Regions from separate parts of the Homo sapiens genome. Here region 1 is linked to region 2. The links are chromatin contacts, found by Hi-C or POLR2A ChIA-PET in ENCODE. All regions are on one chromosome and are shown on one strand. Each heading gives the region's core, a stretch centred on a gene start or an enhancer-like site at or near the end of the contact. The rest is flanking DNA. Distances are from core to core; before and after follow the strand shown. Region 1 has its middle 39 kb from the start of IFNG. Region 2 holds the start of MDM1 (Mdm1 nuclear protein).

What was found. Hi-C counts contacts between places; a loop is a spot of excess contacts on that map. ChIA-PET counts read pairs that join two places held with the same protein, here RNA polymerase II (POLR2A). Pooled maps may share reads with other maps.
Region 1: a pooled map shows a loop between it and region 2 (3-fold over the local background). The contact joins the enhancer-like site here to the promoter of MDM1 in region 2. A Hi-C loop is called at or near these places in 7 of 50 pooled maps. POLR2A ChIA-PET finds 5 or more read pairs at or near these places in 4 of 52 experiments (OCI-LY7, activated CD4-positive, alpha-beta T cell, activated CD4-positive, alpha-beta memory T cell and 1 more).

The regions. Positions count from the first base shown.
Region 1 is chr12:68,118,014-68,123,251 of GRCh38, forward strand. No RefSeq gene overlaps it. Among named protein-coding and RNA genes, the nearest start is that of IFNG, 39 kb to the right of the region's middle. Within about 2 kb of position 1,843, at least 2 of the 41 ENCODE cell types and tissues checked have a DNase peak (open chromatin) inside an H3K27ac peak, as active enhancers do.
Region 2 is chr12:68,329,868-68,335,116 of GRCh38, forward strand. It overlaps MDM1 (Mdm1 nuclear protein), which reads right to left and starts at 2,495. Exons shown (of 15, transcript NM_001354969.2): 1 at 2,361-2,495; 2 at 1,240-1,354. The coding sequence starts at 2,378. LOC105369819 (a long non-coding RNA gene) reads left to right here and starts at 2,764. Exons shown (of 3, transcript XR_945057.3): 1 at 2,764-5,249. RefSeq lists an enhancer at 2,046-2,135 and a silencer at 2,436-2,695.

The sequences.
Region 1 (5,238 bases), core at 593-3,092, 210 kb before region 2:
CTGGTTGGTGGAGCAGTTAGAACACACACAACATTTATCGATTAAGATCTCTGTCTTACAGGGGCACAGATCTCGGCGCCCCAAAACAATTACAATAGTGACATCAAAGATCACTGATCACAGATCACCACAACACATATAATAATAATGAAAAGGTTTGAAACATTATGAGAATTATCAAAATGTGGCACAGAGATACAAAGTGAGCATATGCTGTTGGAAAAACAGAGCCAATAGACCAGGTGGATATAAGGGGTTACCACAAACCTTCAATTAGTAAAAACCACAATATCTGCAAAACACAGGAAAGCGAAGCGCAATAAAACAAAGTATGCCTATACTTACGTGGTTGGCCTCAGTTGTATTACGGGGAATTATGGAAGGGCCTGTGCTACATACAGTTCAGACAAGCTGGAAAACAGGAGGGCAGAGGTCTATTTTCTGAGATCAAGCAGAGGGTATGAGAGTGGTCTCTGGAAGGTGGCAGGGATGATCACAGCAGCCCAGCCCCGAAGGTCATGACAGCGCAGAGGAAGACAGAGACCTGGGGAGTGGAGGAGGGAGGAACAGTGAAACCTGACACTGAGAGCTCTCAGAATACTGAGAGAGCAGTTGAGGTAGGGGGTTCCAGTTTTTAGCATTTGGGCAAGAAAAGGAGGGGAGTACACAATTTCGTAATTTAGGCAATTACAAAATAAATAAATAAATGTCTCTATTCTGTAGTCATGCTGATGAGGCCTGAGACATATGGGTCAAAGCCCTCTGTCTCTAACTGCCCCATCCCTCAGATTGCCAAGAGCAATAGGCTTCTGGAAAAAGATTCAAATGACCTTAAGATAGGGTCAACAAAAGTTGTTACAGATGATTAAATGTATGTCTGAAACACTGATTTATGCCATTGGAGTAATTAACTTACCCTCAGGTATCCCCCCTTCTTAACCATGAAGAGTTCTCAATGGCCCCAGGACCCTGACTTAGGCTATGACTTAAGGGATCCCTGGGTGTTTCCAGAAGCTAGGCCCAGCCCAGCCCAGAGTGTCCCACCCAGACCTGCCTCTTGCCTGCTGGAGAAAGAAGGGTTGTTTGACATATCCCTGAACAGAGATCAGCCACCTGAAAGAATTAAAAAGACTTAAGAATCCATCACGTGTAAAAAGATCGTCGCACCATCTTCCTACACCTAATCACAATTGAGTGCACATTTTCAGATTAAATGGACAAACGCTTGACTTCTATTTCATATATATCCATATACAAAAAAAATCAGAAAGTGGTATAGAAATTGTATTTACTGAACATTAAGCACAACCCATTTATTTCTATTTAAATAGCACCAAAACCTCAGTAACATTTAACAGGTTAACAATATAGACTTGAGTCATATTGAGTCTGACATTGAGTCAGACCTAGATTTATATCATGCTCTGCCACAGATACTCTGGTATCTTTAAGCTAATTACATATCCCCAAGCCTCAGCTGTCCCCAACTGCAAGATGGCCATGATGACAGATGAGAACAGATAACTCAGAGTGTGGCTATGAGAACTAAATGATTTAACGCCTGTAAAACATTTAGAAAAATGCCTAGCATGTGGTAAGTGCTCATTAAACATAGCTATATTTAAATATTTCTAAAATATTGCCAAATCCAGATGCTAATGACTAGGGCATCCTAAAAGACAGATTTAGAAAGGAAATTGCTGTCTATATTCTGAACAGTACAGTAACTGTGTTTTGACTTTGTCATTTGCCACTTCCATCCAGTGCTTTTCTGGTAGCATGCTGGAAAATGAACCACAGCACACTAACACCCACACCCCAGCAGCTCTCTAAATCAGTTGTTCTTAAATGAGTCAGCACACACCCAAGCATCTTGGTCACTAGTCGGATGTACACAGGCTGCAGGTTCCCAAACAGACTTCAGCTGCTGCTCTGAGTAAACATTTTCTGGCAGCACACCAAGGGGGCGGGTGGGGACACAGGTAGGCATCTTCTCGGGTCTAGGTTCAGATTTCATATTGAACTCAAAATGAGCTGATGAGTTCAAGGTCCCTGTTTCTGCTAAAAATAAGCCTACACAGCAAGGGTGTTGCACTAAACAGTTTGCCCAAGCTGCCTGGAGGAAGCATCTTCTGCCCACATTGCGCCTTGGTGTAACCAACATTCAGAGTCCCACAGTTTCATGACCACCAACTTCACACAATTAGCTGAGCTCTATGTAAAACTGTTTCTATCTGTTCCTACCTAGATTTTTCTCCTTGAGACATAACTCTTCTTTTTAAATTGTGAATGAAGATATCTGACGTGAGTGCTGGGAAAGTCATGGCAAAAGGCCTGGGTGGAAAATCAAAATGTCATCATTATATTCTTTGGGTTCATAACATCCGAGGAAATAGGTACCTTATACCTTGATCTTCTTAGAAGTGAAATAAAAATAGCCCATCTACCTCACAGGGATCACAATTTCATGGTCCTTTGTAAAACTTAAAAAAAAGGTGTTAAGTATAAAATCTCAATTAATGGAATACTCAGGCAAGAAAATACCCTGGTTTATGCATTTAAGTCTTTTTCTAGCCTTTTGTCAAAAGCTTTTCTAAAAATACAGTCACCCATTAACTAAGTACATTATGATGACAGTTTTTAGCTTTGAGGATTTGGAAGCTTGAAATCAATCAAGCACATTAAATAGTACATGTCTTTTGATTTGTGGTCAATTACTATTTCAAAATGCAATTCTTAACCTCTGGTCAGTTGCTTTCCAGTTAGGGTTTATATTTTAGCTAAGAAAGTTGTTGTTTCCCAGGAATGAAATTGAGCTCAATCTAGTTTTCCATGCACAAATTATAGTAACAGGAACACCGCCATCCCTAGTTTCTAAGGAAGAGAACCAGGCATCTTAAAAAGTAAGGTCCTAGGCAGGACTATAAAGCAAACAATGATGAAATTAGCTTTAGAATATGTTTGGAAAATTTGGCTTACACTAATAAGGTACTATTTGAAAGAGATAAATGTTAAAGGCCTGCATTAAAGGTTTTAAAAATAATCGATTATGTACATTTCAGATAGAAAGACCCTGGCTTGCCAAGGTTTAAAAAAAAGTCAGAAGATCTTAGATGACCACAAGCTGAAACTGAGCCACCAGCATATATAATATGATTGCTAAAAGCAGCACTTTCCTAGCAGTTCCACTGTAGTGCAACAGACTACCACATCTTAAAGAACATAGACAGATGAGATCTCTCTTCTTTCATTTCTTTACTCAGCCCACTGCTTTCTAAGTTCTGCCCCCACCCATCACCACCACCAACTCTGAAACTGTGACTGCCAAAGGTCACCAAGGACCACAGATTGGCAAATCAGTGGACTCATTTCTGGTCTAAGAACTTGCCATCTTTCAGCATCTGACATCGTTGACTATACACTCTTCCTTTGGCTTCTCTGATGCCACTCTCTTGGTTCCCCTAAACCCCTGGCTAGCCCTTTCCAGTCCCCTCTTATCTTCCTGACTCTCCATGTTACTGTGACTGAAGATCCAGTCCTTACCCCTCTTTGCTCACTCTCCGACACTACTTAGTGATCTTAACTGCTCCCATAACTTCAACTGCCACCTGCAGAAGAAGCCCCAGATCTTTCAGTCTAGTCTGGACCCATCCCTGAGCACCAAACCTATTCTCCCCAACTGTGCTTGGATCTTCTCACTTCTCCTGATCTTGCTTCTCCTCTTCTGCCTGCTTTTATACAGTGCTTTTATATTGCCAAATAACACCACTATCCATCCAGTGGCCTAAGCCAGAACTTCAGGACTTCTTCAATTCTCCCTATCCCTTAGCTGCTATACTGAATCAGTGACAAAAATTTGGCCTCCTTTGCTTATTTTCTATTCACTTCTTCTTCCCAATAGCTCACCTCACACTATAGTTTATCTAAGAGCAGGAAGAACCCCTGGTTCTTGTCCCTGGGGGTGTAGAAAGATTATCTGTTAGGCTGCCTGCCTCAAAGCACATCATCCAATGATTCTTCTGAAAAAGTTCAACTTTCTATATGCTACTATAAAAAAAAACTTTAATAAAAAACTATTTTTAAAGAATGTGAGGCTAATGCTGATAGGAAGTGAAAATAACTTCTTTTCCTTGATGTTAAGGCATCTTGTAGGAATGAACCAATATTAAGAACTTTTTCTCAATAACAAAAGAAGAATGACTATTATTTATTCTTCCAACAAATATTCATTGACTTTTCATTTTGTGCTAGGTGTTCTTATAAGTGCAGGCTGGCCAGGCTGAGGTGGGGTGGGTAATGGATGATAAGCAACTAAAGAAATGAGAACAGAAGCAGAGTATAACAGAGAGTGACTTGGATGCAGCATTGGATTGAATCATCAGGCAAGGTCTTGCTGAAAGGATGCCATGTAAACTGAGACCTGAATGATTAAAAAAAGAGAGAGAGACAGCCATGGGAAGGTCAGGAGGAAGAACATTCCATACCAGGAGAGCTGTTTGTGGTAAGGCCCTAAGTCAGCTGTTTTAAAGGGATAAATGTTAAAGACCTGCATTAAGTTTCTAAAAAAAAATCAATTACATATATTTAGGATAGAAAGACCTCAGTTTGCCTAGGTTTAAAAAAAAAAAAAAACTCAGAAGATCTTAGTTGACCACAAGCTAAAAATAAGTTCTGCCCGTTGAAAAAATGAAAAATAGTCATGCACGGTTAGTGCAGAGTGAGCAAGGGCTGCCATTGGGTCACATACATCCTATCTATTATCAATAAATTTCAAAATAATCCTACAAGAAACATTTCATTATTCCCACTTAGAAGCTAAGAAAATGAAAGTTAAGAGAGATTAGCTTCATATGACGAGGAATAAAAACCACATTTTTCTTTAGGTTTAGTTTATTCATCTATTTCTAGTTCCTTGCAGTGTAACATTAGGCTGTTTATTTGGGATCTTTCTTCTTTTTTAATGTAGATGTTTATTGCTTTAAACTTCCCTCTTGGAACTGTTTTTGCTGCATCCCATAAGTTTTGGTATGTTGTGCTTCCATTTTTATTTGTCTCCAGATTTTTAAAAAATGTCTCTTTTAATTTATTTGTTGATCCATTGGTTATTTAGAAACATGTTGTTTAATTTCCACATATTTGTAAATTTTCCAAAATTCCTCCTATTATTGATTTTTAGTTTCATACCATTGTTGTTGGAAAAGATACTTGATAAGATTTCAATCTTCTTAAATTCGTTAA
Region 2 (5,249 bases), core at 1,245-3,744:
TAACAAGAACATGACCTCTGAAATTACATGCTTTGCACAAAACAGACTTGATTTCAAATCATGGTTCTGCCACTTACTAGCTGTAAAGCTGGGGCAGCGACCTCATCTCCCTAAGCTTCCATTTCTCAAGACCTTGGGAGCACTCTTCCCCAGCATTGTCCCCTCAGCTTTCAGGTCTCAGCTCAAATATCACCTCCTCAAAAAGAGCCTTTCCCAACCATCTAATCTAAAGCATTTTCCCTCCAATCCACTCCTCCCGCATGTTATGTATCACACTTCCCTACAATTTTATATAAAAACCTGAAATTCCCTTAATTATTGAGTGACTTGCTTACTGTTTCTCTCCACAGTTAAGGGACTTTGGTTCAGGGCTATATCCCTAGTGTTCCCAGACCAAACTGAGGGTCAGGCTGCTATTTCTCTCGGCCAATAACGAGATGCAGATAAACTAGGGAGAAAGAGAGTTTTTATTTCTATAACCAGTTACGGGAAGAAGGCCTGCAAATTATCACCAGACGAACCCCAAATTACAAAGTTTTTCAGAGCTTATATACCTTCTAAGCTATATGTCTACGTGTAAGTGTGCATTCATCTAAGGATATAAGTGATTAACTTCTTTTAATCTATAACTAAGGTCTGAGTCCTGAAGACCTTCTTCTGGAGCATCAGTAAATTTACTTAATCTAAATGGGTCTAGGTGCTGGGCTGATTACCCTTATCTTGTCTCCTGCTGAATCATGGAGGTTTGAGGAGTTCCTTCAGACCGCCAATAAATTTGTGGAGGCCTGGGGAGTTTCTTCAGACCCCCAGTAAAACTTGTTTAATCCTAAACGGATCCTGTTAAGAATTCCTTATTTTGTCATGCTTTATGGCCCAGGAAAGGCCTAGGCAATACTCTTGATGGGCTTTTGTGACATCCCAGCCTTTGTGTAAGGGCACTGGCTTTTTTTAGCTTTCAATATTTAACTTAACCGCTCAGTCAGTACCGAAACAGTTGTGATGGAGGCCTCCATTAGTGAAACCTGGCCTGCCACACTAGCTGCTGGGAATAGTCCTGGCTCATAGTAAACCTTCAATAAATACTTGATTAATAAATGAATAAATCAACCAGGCCAACTGAACTTTTAATATATCATTTGGTAAACTTAGCCCAAGGTTTACTTAGCCCAAGTTATAACGGCTTGGCCCAAGTTATAAACTTAGCCCAGGTTAGAATGGCTATTAGCCTGCTCAACTTACCTAATTGATCTGATCTAAGTCCAGCCCATGGGTACTTTCGCCCCACGGAGGAATTACAAGACTCGGACAAATAAGACTTTTTCCACAGGAAGTTCCTCTGGTATTCACTCAGCCCCTGTAATGCAAAGTACACTTTTGAGTACAGTCCAATTAATGAATGATGTTTTAAAGCAGACATCGGTGAAAAATAATTTCTGAACCTCCCAAAAGAGACTTAAGACTGAAAATTAAACACAGACGAGCTCCTTAATAAGAGCTAATATTCACCCAGCCCTGTGCTAAGCAGTTCACACGTGTTATATCCTTTAATCCACAACACCACTTGAGGCAGATGCTACCAGGAATTCCAGGCTCAGAGGTTACCCTTTCACTGATTATCTGATTCCAAAGCATGAGTTCTTGTCGGATAACTAATGACAATCTAAATTCTCATCATTCTAGATTTATCGCAGGTTTTCACCGAGTACACAATATTATGTACCATGCCTAGGACCTTTTGCTATTTGATAAAGTCAACAAAAGGCAAACTCCCCTTCCATTCTGAATACACGCCTTTAAGATAAATGAGTCAGGAGATGTGGGACGCTGTGGCCACCTGTGAAGTTGCAGGGTGCTAGTCCCTGACAGCTACCAGCTACCTGGAACTTTTAACATACGCTAAGAATGCACAACGATGAAAAACGTGTATTTCTTTATACGCTGTCTTTACTAAGAACCCATTTCTCAAGCCTTTAAAAGCCACATACACTAAAGTTTTAAAGGTAATGGGGGTTAAATGCTAAGCTAAATGGGCCACAGGTGTCCCAATCTGAAGTCGCCTTTAGTTCTCTTCGCAAAGGGACCTCCTCCCATCTCCACTCCTCTTGAGTCCCCCTAAGTAAATGTGTCTCGCACCATCTGACTCTTCGACACACTGCAGCTTGCAAATGTGAGTGAGCGGAGAGGGAACTAGGTTAAGAGGCGGCGGGCAGATTCTGGGGCCCCTCGAGCAGGCCCTGGGGCTGGCAGCTTCCGCCGGGCAGAGGGCTGCAGCGCAGAAAAGCAGCGTGACCTCGGCGCTCCACACCTCCCCGGCCATGGCTCCCCCCAGCCACATTCCGGCCCGGGGACCCCAGCCTCACCTTGAAGCGCACCGGCATGTCGCCCGGCGCCGGAGCCCCCGCTACTCCGACAGTTAACTGGAGAAAAAGCTCCGAGGGGGCGGGGCGATAACAGTGTTCCCTAGCAAAGCCTCGGCCCGGCGTCCCCGACTACGCGCCGGCGCACTCCGCGCTTCCCGCCTAGAGGCCTGTCGGTCTGTTTTTCCCCGCCCTTTTTGGAGCCTAGGGACCAATAGAGACTCGCAGAGTGCCTTACCTCCATTAGGATTTGACCAATGAGTGGCCGAAAGGGAGCCGCCTACCTCCCTTGCCAAATCCCTGGGGCTGATAGAGATGGCGGGCGGAAGGCCGGCCAATAAGGCTCCCGGAACCGGGCTGGGCGGGACCCCGGGGGTGCCTTCCTGGGTTGGGTGGACCGGTCCCTGGTTCGCCGGGTCCTGCGCAGCAATGCGTCTGCTTGCTGGTGGAATTCGCCAGCCGCCAGCCTCGCTGGCCCAGGTGCTTGACAGCATCAAAGGTCAAAGTGTGTTCTTCATGCTAACATCTATGAGAAAACCGAACGCTTCTTTTTCTGAAAGTGCTCAGATTTATTCTGCTGAATATCGGTTCGTACAAACGACAGCCGCATTACAGTTTATTGTCACATCAAAAGGGAAAGGCCAAAAAAATATATAACTTAGGCAAGATTTTTGAAACTTTATTGAAACTCGAAAGACAAACTGCTGTCTCTTCCTCCAGTGATGTTCTTCCTCCTTCAATCTCTACCTTCCCCAAAATGATGTACATACAGCCCTTAGATGAGAAAACGTTTATTGAAGATGGTTGTCTCAACTTCCAAACCTTCAGCCTTGTCTCTCCGCTCAACCTTTTTTTAAAAATAAAACTTCATCTGATTTTAATCGACTATTGCCATCATCGTCGATAAATGTTTCTTGACAGAATACTGCTGATTCTGAGAATTGGGAAAGAAAGAAATTGTCCAGATAGTTCTCTGATATACTTGGGAAGGACATACATCTTTATTTATTTATTTATTCATTATTTATTCAATAATGGTGTAATGTGACATGTGCTAAATTTCTAAATGAAAGGTGTCAATAATAAGGGCTACAGGATCTGGGAGCAGGGAGTCATTTCGGACGGCAGAAGATGCGTCAGGAGGAAATATTCAGACTGAAAGGACTGCAATAAGTAAAAAGTGGGACGATGAAAGGGCAGATGTCTGAATGGAATGCTGCCAGGCTTCTTCCAGGAACAACAAATGAGTGCCTTTTACATTTGTCATGTGTTGACTGAATAAAAGTATACCACTCTTAAACTTTCAAATATCAACACCAATCCTTGATGCTTCCCTTTAAGCATTTTCCGCAAAAGCTGTCTTCCTGAATCCTGATTGATGTCTTTGTTCTTCATCATCATCGAGATACTTAAAAATCATTTGAAGAAGCCACCTGATATCTGGAACAAAGAGCATATTAAATTAGTCCCAATGCAGCCATGCATCCAGGGGGCCCTTGATTAATGTTAATTGGTGATGACAGCATCTCTGTCGTGTAAATTAAGAATGGCACAAACAAGACACAGTGGAACATAGAACAAAAGTCATCTGCAGGAAGGCAGCCCATCTTACAGAGTAAGAAAGGCACAACTTTGGTTGTGCACACAGCTTTGTTACCACAAAATGCTAAGGTGAGATCAGCAAAAGCAAGTGTGTAGAATGTAGCCTGCCTGCTAAACAAGCGCAATGATCACTGCAGAAGAGCTCTGCTGAGCAGGGAGTAAATGACAGGAAAACCAAACAGCAGATTGTAAAAATAACTCAGTCACATCCCAGGCTTGCTAGAGAAGTATCATAAAGACTTAAGGAAGAAGATTTTACTTTGCTATTGTTAAACAAAAGCCTACCCAAGTTTAAGAGGCAAAGATATAGGAATGGGAAAAAAAAAAGTGACTACCTTAGTAAATGAGTTTTGTAGCCTGTGTTTTACCAGCTCTTATCTTCTCTGCTACTGCAGGAAACAGTACCCAGTACCCTACAAAGCTCCACCCATGTTTTGGGGAGTCCCTAGGAGGTATTTCACATGTGCTCGCAGCAACCACATAGCGTATGCCGGGCAGCACTGCCCCTTGTTCCAATAGCCATGCATCTGTAGGTGTCACTCTTGCTGCTGGCTATCACAGCCACTTTAGCTTGGTACTGAGTCTTCACTGGGCACAGCAACTGGGTACAGCCACTCCTCAAACTGCCTGGCATTGGTGGTAATCTATGGCAAAGCACCTCTCCTTTTTGCGTTACCCTCTTTGAAGTGAGTAACACTATGTCTTAGAGAGCCTTCTTTTCATTTGTGTTTTAGCCTTTCTCATCGCCAAAGGGCTCAAAATGAAGTCCGTGGAGTCTAAGCCAAAAAGTAATTCCTCAAGTGACAGATCTCATGCTATGCTTCTCTCTTCCACTAGCTAAGGCCCTCTTACTGGGACAGTGGTATCACACCTGGCTCACTCTTCCCTTTGTTGATTTCTCTATTTCTCATAGGAATAGATTTCTGTCTATTGCTCGTGAGAGACTGAATTTGCACAACCTATATGAAGGGCATTTTGGCAATTTGATCCAGGAGTTCCTCTTCTATAAATTTATCTTACAGATAGACTCACACATATGTGAAAAAAAATATTCATTTAAAGTTGTTTAATGTACTGTTTCTAGTTACAAAAGGTTGAAAACTACCTAAATGTCCATTTAGAGAGAACTAGTCAAATACATTACGGTTCATCCAAATTCAAAGAGTAGCGCAGGTTGTTCTGCTCCTTTGGGCCTTCTGATCCTGCATGGATATGTTAGGTCCAGCTAGGAAAACAGACCCTACACAAGGCATTTCAACAAAGAGAACTTAATATAAGCTATTGGTTCAT